2 separate regions of the Homo sapiens genome follow, and region 2 is linked to region 1. The links are chromatin contacts, found by Hi-C or POLR2A ChIA-PET in ENCODE. All regions are on one chromosome and are shown on one strand. The core of a region is the stretch at or near the end of the contact, and the rest is flanking DNA. Distances in the headings are between cores, read along the strand shown. Region 1 overlaps SMAD3-DT (SMAD3 divergent transcript). Region 2 overlaps SMAD3 (SMAD family member 3).

The links. A loop is a pair of places that touch in the nucleus more often than their neighbours do. ChIA-PET counts read pairs that join two places held with the same protein, here RNA polymerase II (POLR2A). Pooled maps may share reads with other maps.
Region 2: POLR2A ChIA-PET joins it to region 1 with 10 read pairs in T-cell. The contact joins two enhancer-like sites. A Hi-C loop is called at or near these places in 4 of 168 maps with a recorded cell type or tissue (CD8-positive, alpha-beta T cell, PC-9, ascending aorta and 1 more), 1 of 37 single-sample maps with no recorded cell type and 8 of 50 pooled maps. POLR2A ChIA-PET finds 5 or more read pairs at or near these places in 15 of 52 experiments (A549, AG04450, B cell and 11 more).

The regions. Positions count from the first base shown.
Region 1 is chr15:67,042,581-67,046,162 of GRCh38, reverse strand. All of the region lies in intron 2 of SMAD3-DT (SMAD3 divergent transcript), which reads left to right. Among named protein-coding and RNA genes, the nearest start is that of SMAD3-DT, 20 kb to the left of the region's middle. Within about 2 kb of position 2,047, at least 10 of the 41 ENCODE cell types and tissues checked have a DNase peak (open chromatin) inside an H3K27ac peak, as active enhancers do.
Region 2 is chr15:67,087,693-67,091,274 of GRCh38, reverse strand. All of the region lies in intron 1 of SMAD3 (SMAD family member 3), which reads right to left. Among named protein-coding and RNA genes, the nearest start is that of SMAD3, 24 kb to the right of the region's middle. RefSeq lists enhancers at 97-186, 753-1,269, 1,270-1,787. Within about 2 kb of position 1,639, at least 9 of the 41 ENCODE cell types and tissues checked have a DNase peak (open chromatin) inside an H3K27ac peak, as active enhancers do.

The sequences.
Region 1 (3,582 bases), core at 798-3,297:
CTCCCAAATTCTACTCCTAGTTACATACCCAGGAGAAATAAGCCATTAAGTCCATCAAAAGACATGTATAAGAATGCTTATATATTCATAATAACCTTAAACTGGAAATAACACAAATGTCCATCATTAGTAGGATGGATAAATTATGGTATAGTCACACAAGAATTCTACACAGCAGTAACAACAAATGAACTACTGCTGTGCAAAACAACAGGGTGACTCTTACAGGTGAAATAAGCCAGACACAAAAGAGAATCATGTGTATGATTTCACACTTAGGAAGGCCAAAAGCTGGCGAAACTCATCCGTGTGGTAGAGGTCAGACCAGTGGTACACTGAACTGGTACTTCCTGAGGAAGCTTTCTGGAGTTCTGGACATGTTTCCTAGCTTGATCCAAGTGGTGGTTGCACAGACAGACATATTCATTGGTAAAATCCATCAAGTTGTACATTTAAGATTTGTGCACCTAATGCAAGTGATACTTTGATTAAAAACTTACAAAATGAAAAGATATGTATGGGAATGAAAATTACAAAGTTCAGGGCAAACACTACATTCAGCACCGTTCCTTATGTGGGGAGGGAGAAATCACCTTGGAGTTGTGAGTTGTGATATAAAACAACCCAGATGTTCCCGTTTACCAAAGTGAGACTGTGCCTGGTGCCATGGCCCGCACCTGTAATCCCAATACTTTGGGAGGCTGAGGCAGGTGGATCACTTAAGTTCAAGACCAGCCTGGGCAACATGGTGAGACTTTGTCTCTATAAAAAATACAAAAAATTGGCCGGGCGTGGTGGCTCATGCCTGTAATCCCAGCACTTTGGGAGGCCGAGGCAGGTGGATCATGAGGTCAAGAGATCGAGACTATCTTGGCCAATGTGGTGAAACCCTGTCTCTACTAAAAATACAAAAATTAGCTGGGCATGGTGGTGCGTGCCTGTAGTCCCAGCTACTCGGAAGGCTGAGGCAGGAGAATCGCTTGAACTCGGGAGGTGGAGGTTGTAGTGAGCTGAGGTCATGCCACTGCACTCCAGCCTGGTGACAGAATGAGACTCTGTCTCATAAATAAATAAATAAATAAATAAATAAATAGTCAGGCATGGTGGCATGCACCTGTAGTGGGAGGCTGACATCAGGGGATCACTTGAGCTTAGAAGGTGGAGGCTGCAGTGAGCTCTGACTGCACCACTGCACTCCAGCCTGGGGAACAGAGTGAGACCCTGTCTCAAAAACAAAAAAAACAAAAAACAAAAACAAGGTTAAGACTGTCTTGGAAACTGAAGGGGCCCAGAAAACCTACAAGACCTGCCTGAGATTTTATTTAGGGATAAGAAGAAAGCAAGCAAGCTGAAAAGGACAGAAAAAGAAAATAATGTTGACTTCAGTTTGCAGGTTAAATCCCATTGACCATATAAGGGTTACATCCATGTAAAGTGCCTGGCTCATAGTAGTGCACCCATCATTTCCCCTTCACCATAGGAGAAGCTGCATCCCAGGCGATCCAAGCCCAACGAATTCCTCCCACTCCCAGGAAGGGCTTGCTTGAGGCCAGAGGCTGGCAGGGAAAAAAAACTCCTCTGCAAAATGTTGCCTCAGCCTCTGGAATTTACACTTACCCCACTGCCGTCTGCTCAACATTCCTGCCTGAAATTCCAGCCGAACCATAGGAAACAACTGCTCTGTGAAGGTCCAGGAACTGGCAGGGGCTGGCAGGCCTCTCCCAACTCCCAAATTGCTGTCACAGGCTATGACCTCACTTCCTTAGCCCGCTCCAGGGTGAGCCTCCTCTCCAGTCCTGAATGTTCGGTGGGCAGGAGGGCAACAGCGTGGGCCTGGACCAGATCATGGCAGGCCACTGAGCAGGGCTTGGCCAGGTTACTGCCGTGGATCATTTCCCATTTTGGAGAGTCAAACCCCAATACCCTTGCTCAAAGTTAAATGCGCAGAGGAAATTCCCTGTTCTGGGAGGCTTGGGGGAAGTGGATGCTCCCTCGGCTCAGCTTTCTTGATGAGTCGAAGGGAGGAAAGGAGTTGTGTTTCTTGAGTGCTTACTCTATACCAGGCCCTGTGCTAGGCTTACACTCTTCAGAATGACTGTGTGAGGCCAGATGCAGTGACTCACGCCTGTAATCCCAGCTCTTTGGGAGGCTGAGGTGGGCAGATCACCTGAGGTTGGGAGTTCGAGACCAGCCTGACCAACATGGAGAAACCCCATCTCTACTAAAAATACAAAAATTAGCCGGGTGTGGTGGTGCATGCCTGTAATCCCAGCTACTCAGGAGGGTGAGGAAGGAGAATCCCTTGAACCTGGGAGGTGGAGGTTGTGGTGAGCAGAGATCGCGCCATTGCTCTCCAGCCTGGGCAACAAGAGCGAAACTCTGTCTTAAAAAAAAAAAAAAAAAAAAAAAAGAATGACTATGTGAGATGGATATTATTTTTCCCATTTTACACATGAGAAGGATAATGTCTGAGAAGTTAGAAAACTAGCAGATACTGGGGCTGCTCTTCCCACACATTGTCTCCACAGCATTCTAGTACTCTGGATATGGTAACAATTTCATGTTAACATGCTTCATAGCAGTTGACCATTCAGCAAGTTTCAATTTTTTTTTTCTGGCATATATTGAATGAAGTACTGTAGTGTTAAGAGACAGTAGCTGGGCAGGGCGTGGCGCCTCACACCTGTAATCCCAGCACTTTGGGAGCCTCAGGTGGATGGATCACTTGAGCTCAGAGATTTGGGACTAGCCTGGGCTACATGGTGAAACCCCATCGCCACAAAAAATACAAAAATTAGCTGGGCATGGTGGTATGCACCTGTAGTCCCAGCTACTTGAGAGGCTGAAGTGGGAGGATCACTTGAGCCTGGGAGATAGAGGCTGCAATGAGCTGAGGTCACACCACTGCACTCCAGCCTGAGTGACAGAGCGAGACCCTGACTTAAAGGAAAAAGAGAGAGAGAGAGAGAGAGAGAGACAAGGGCTGGGGCCAGCCTGCCTGAATTCTAACACTCATGAGCTGTATTCCCATAGTAGAGTTTTTCAACTCTCTGAACCTCAGCTTCCTTATCTGTAAGGAAGGATAATAATAACTCCTTCTCGATCACACTGTGAAGATAGCATGTGATCGTGCACGGCAGGAAGCATTTGATTCAGACCTTGACATACTGTGATTATTACTTGTGGTTACTGTTGTCATAACCTAGTGAGGGGATGGGACAGAGCCTATGGTTATCCCACATTGATACATGATTAAGACTCTGAAGTTCAAAGGTTAGTTGATATTCGAAGTCACACATTATCACTGAGATGGTTCTAATAACCCATGGCCTGGCTCTCTGCAGGGGGCCAGCTCCCTCAAGGGGTCCCTGCCAACTTCTAGAGGTCTCCCATGGGTTTCTGAGCATTTGCCAGCACACTCTCCCCTCATAGCAGGCAAAGCGGGAGGCACTGAGCTGCGTGCAAAGATGAGGAAGGATGTGTAGGTGGCTGGTGCTGCAGGCTACCCGAGAACACTGGTTCTATGTACTTTGTACTCTGGGGAGCAGTTTGCAGTGGTGGGAAGAGGTGGCTGCTTGGAAT
Region 2 (3,582 bases), core at 390-2,889, 46 kb before region 1:
ATCCCTCCAGAGGAGACTGGGGCCTGGAGACGGCTGGGGGAGCAGGAATAATACGCAAAGATGTTCAAAGAATAAGGGGACTTGGTTCAGCCATGCCCACCATGCACCATAGCAATGTGTGTGCCAGGGCATGGGCAGGGCAGGGAGGAAGGTGGTATCTTCTTTTTCCACCATTTCGAGGATCTTTCTCTCCAGAGGGCACAATTAAAATCAAAAGAAACAGACTCCATGAAACCAGATGGTAACAATACAATAAATTCTCCTGGATTCCTGCACTGCACTCTAACAGCCCTGAAATAAACAGTTTCCTCCTCGGAGCTCAAGACGCAACCCTGCAGCAGGTAATCAAGTGTTCAAGTAGGGAGGGAGGGGCTTGGCCTTGGACCAAACACAGTTTGGTGGTCTGTTTATAATATTTTAGCTGAAACACTGCAAACAACAGATCGAGAGGCTTACTGCTGTCACGGGTTACTTTCAGACCCAAGTCAAAGCTGATTTAAATCCCCAGAAAACAGGGAGATGGGAGTGCTGGGGAGGGGAACTGCAGTAAGGAGAAGCATCTAGGGCTTTCAGTGAAATGTGAGTCTACCTTCCAAAATCCCAGGGGACAACAGCTCAGCCTCTAAACACTTGGAAAACCAGGATTCAGCCTATAGTGAGTGGTTCACATCAGAGCCCATAAGCAAGCATTGAGAAGTGTTTACCACCCTGCCCCATCGTCCCCAAGAAGTGGACATCATCATCATCCTGCCCCATTCTTCCCAACAAATGACTTGCGCAAGTCACTGCCCCGCTCAGGAGCTCAGTTTCCCCCAGCTGTCAATGATGGGGTTGGGCTAGATGATCAGTCAAGTCACTTCTGAACAGAGGAGTAACTTGTGGCAGGGGACTCTTTCACAGCCTCTGAAGGAAATCTGAGTACCCCCAAGTTGAAGTTCAGAGAGGTGAAATGCCTGTCTCATGAGCTACTCAGCAGGAAAGTTGGGATTTTTGGCAAAATCGGACTCGAGACTCCCTGCTCTTCCCACCACCCCAGGAGAGGCACCAAGATTCTAAGCACTGCATTCCTTCAGAGTCCACCTCTCAGTCCTGCAAAATGGGAAGCCCTGACCCTGAGTAAGGTGAACCCCGACTCCAGCCACTCCCAGTGCCACCTGTCACCACCCCCTTAGGGTGGTGTTCCACTCGGCCTGGGTGTGCCTCCCCCTCGTGCACACTTGTCCACACTCCCATGCGGGGGCAGCCCTCCAGGAGAGGGTGACCTCAGGAAGCAGGAGCCTGTGTGGCTTCAGAGGTGAGGGCAGCAAACCCCAACACTACTGCTGGCCACTGGTTAGACCACCGAATGCTCCATCCAGCTCATGCTTCCCCACCCCCAACATGCAGTGGTGCTACCCACTTACTGCCTGGCCGCTTCCTAGCTATATGCCCTGGGCCAAGTCCCTCAGCCTCTCCAAGTCTGCGCCTGCTCATCCAGACTAGCACCCACTTCCAGGGACTGTCAGGGAGATGAAACGAAATGACGTGTGGGAAAGTGCTTTGTAAACTGTAAAGTGCAGTACGCAGGAAAGTAGTGGTGTCCCCCTTTCCCAGTGACATCAGTTGGAAAAGAATTCATTCTTTTCTGAGGGACACGAGGAGAGCACACATGCCCACGCACACACACTCCCCATGGGCATTTTTTTCTGAGGCAACACAGTGTAGACAAAGAACTCTGTCAAAGAACTGAGGGCTGGCCTCAGTCCCTGTTCCTGCGCTAACTGTAAGTTGTGCCTGATCACCTGCAAAATAGGGATAGGACCACCTTGCCATGTCTCCACCCAGGGCAGTTGTAAAGATAAACCAATGGGAAGGTGCTCTGCACATGACCAAGTATACAGTGCACTTTCCCACTGGTGTGACTCATCACCCCACCGGGAGGCTGAGGACGAAGACTGGCATAGATTGAAGGAAATTTGGCTCATTTTTCTGCTATTCAAGATCACCAAGAGGCTCAAAGAAAAAACAGTAAAGTAGCAAGGGTCATCTGGCAGGCAGAGCAGATGGAGGAGGTATATCTGGGATTTCTGGGTGTCCCTCTGGGGTCTCCTAGCCTGGCCTCTTCAGAACTAAGCAGCCATACACCCCTTTTTTAAAGGCCCACTTTGCAAGAGAAGGCGGCTAGGTGTGCTCCACTCAGGACTGTTTGTGCAAATGCTTTATTTGGGGTCTCCCTGGAACTGTGTGGGCCAGGGTGCTGAGGGACCTTCCTTCTGAGCCTACTGGGCTCTCTGGAGAAAGGTCACCCTGACAAAGGTCTCTAGTCAGCCCTATCCACCCCACATGCTCTCCAGCACCCCCTTTTTTTTAAGACAGAGTCTGGCTCTGTTGCCCAGGCTCAAGTGCAGTGGCGTGATCTCAGCTCACTGCAACCTCTGCCTCCTGGGTTCAAGTGATTCTCCTGCCTCAGCCTCCTGAGTAGCTGGGACTACAGGCACCCGCCACCACACCTGGCTCATTTTTGTATTTTTAGTAGAGGCAGGGTTTCACCATATTGGTCGGGCTGGTCTCGAACTCCTGACCTCGTGATTCGCCCACCTCGGCTCCCAAAGTGCTGGGATTACAGGCGTGAGCCACCGCACCCGGCCTTAGCATCCCCTTCCCACCCTAGAGCAGCTGCCCCCTCCCACTCGGGAGCATTCTGAAATAGCCTTCCTAGCAGCGCTGAATTAAAAGTGGTGTGAAGCAGCAGCCAAACACCACTGTGTTTCCCTCGCTACCGCCCCACCGCTTGGGCCCTGGGCAGCTTTGCTGCATTTGTGAGGTTTTCTCCCACAGCTTTTCTCGCCTGCCTCCCCCGCTTCCACGTGTTTTCACACTGGCAGATGCTCTCACCTAGCCTGGGCTGGATTCTCTGTCCCAGTGTTTCTATAGTGGGCTTCCCTAGGCCCCTGCCCACCCACCTCACCTCCTCCAACCCAACAAGTAAAGCTAAGACAAGAACAGTGAGATCCCAAGTCTATCGGGAAAGCCGTTTAGCATCAAGTAACCCTACTGTGCACCCATCTTCTGGGCCACGGGCTCCAGGGAGAATTAGTCCCAGGTTTGGGACTACAGAAAACCAACCCCAGACCAGAATTACACACAGCAGCACTTTATCACTCCTCCTGCGATAAAGGTGAGAGTAGGGGATAAACTAACAAATGTGTGACCCCTCTCCGCTCCAGCTCAAGGTTTTTATTTTTATTCTTCTAGTTGAGACGGAGTGATCACATCTGAGCTGTCAATCAGCTGGGCCATGTCAGTACAAGAACTCTGATCTAAACCATGGCTTCCAAAGGGCTTGGCTTGCTCCACCCATTTCAGGCAGGGCTGGCATCACAGCAAAAACAATTTCAAAGCACAGAGACCATAAACACAAAATTAAAAGGTAAAGTAAAAAGGGAGGAGATGTTTACTGGAAACTTAAGTTCTGCTGCCCAGAAAATATAAGTCTTTTTTTAAACACATGCACAAACACACACGTCTATATAATGCCTCTGCCACCTCCCCCACCACCTTAAGAAATGCATACTTTGCTCTATACAGGGCTTTCTTATCTGC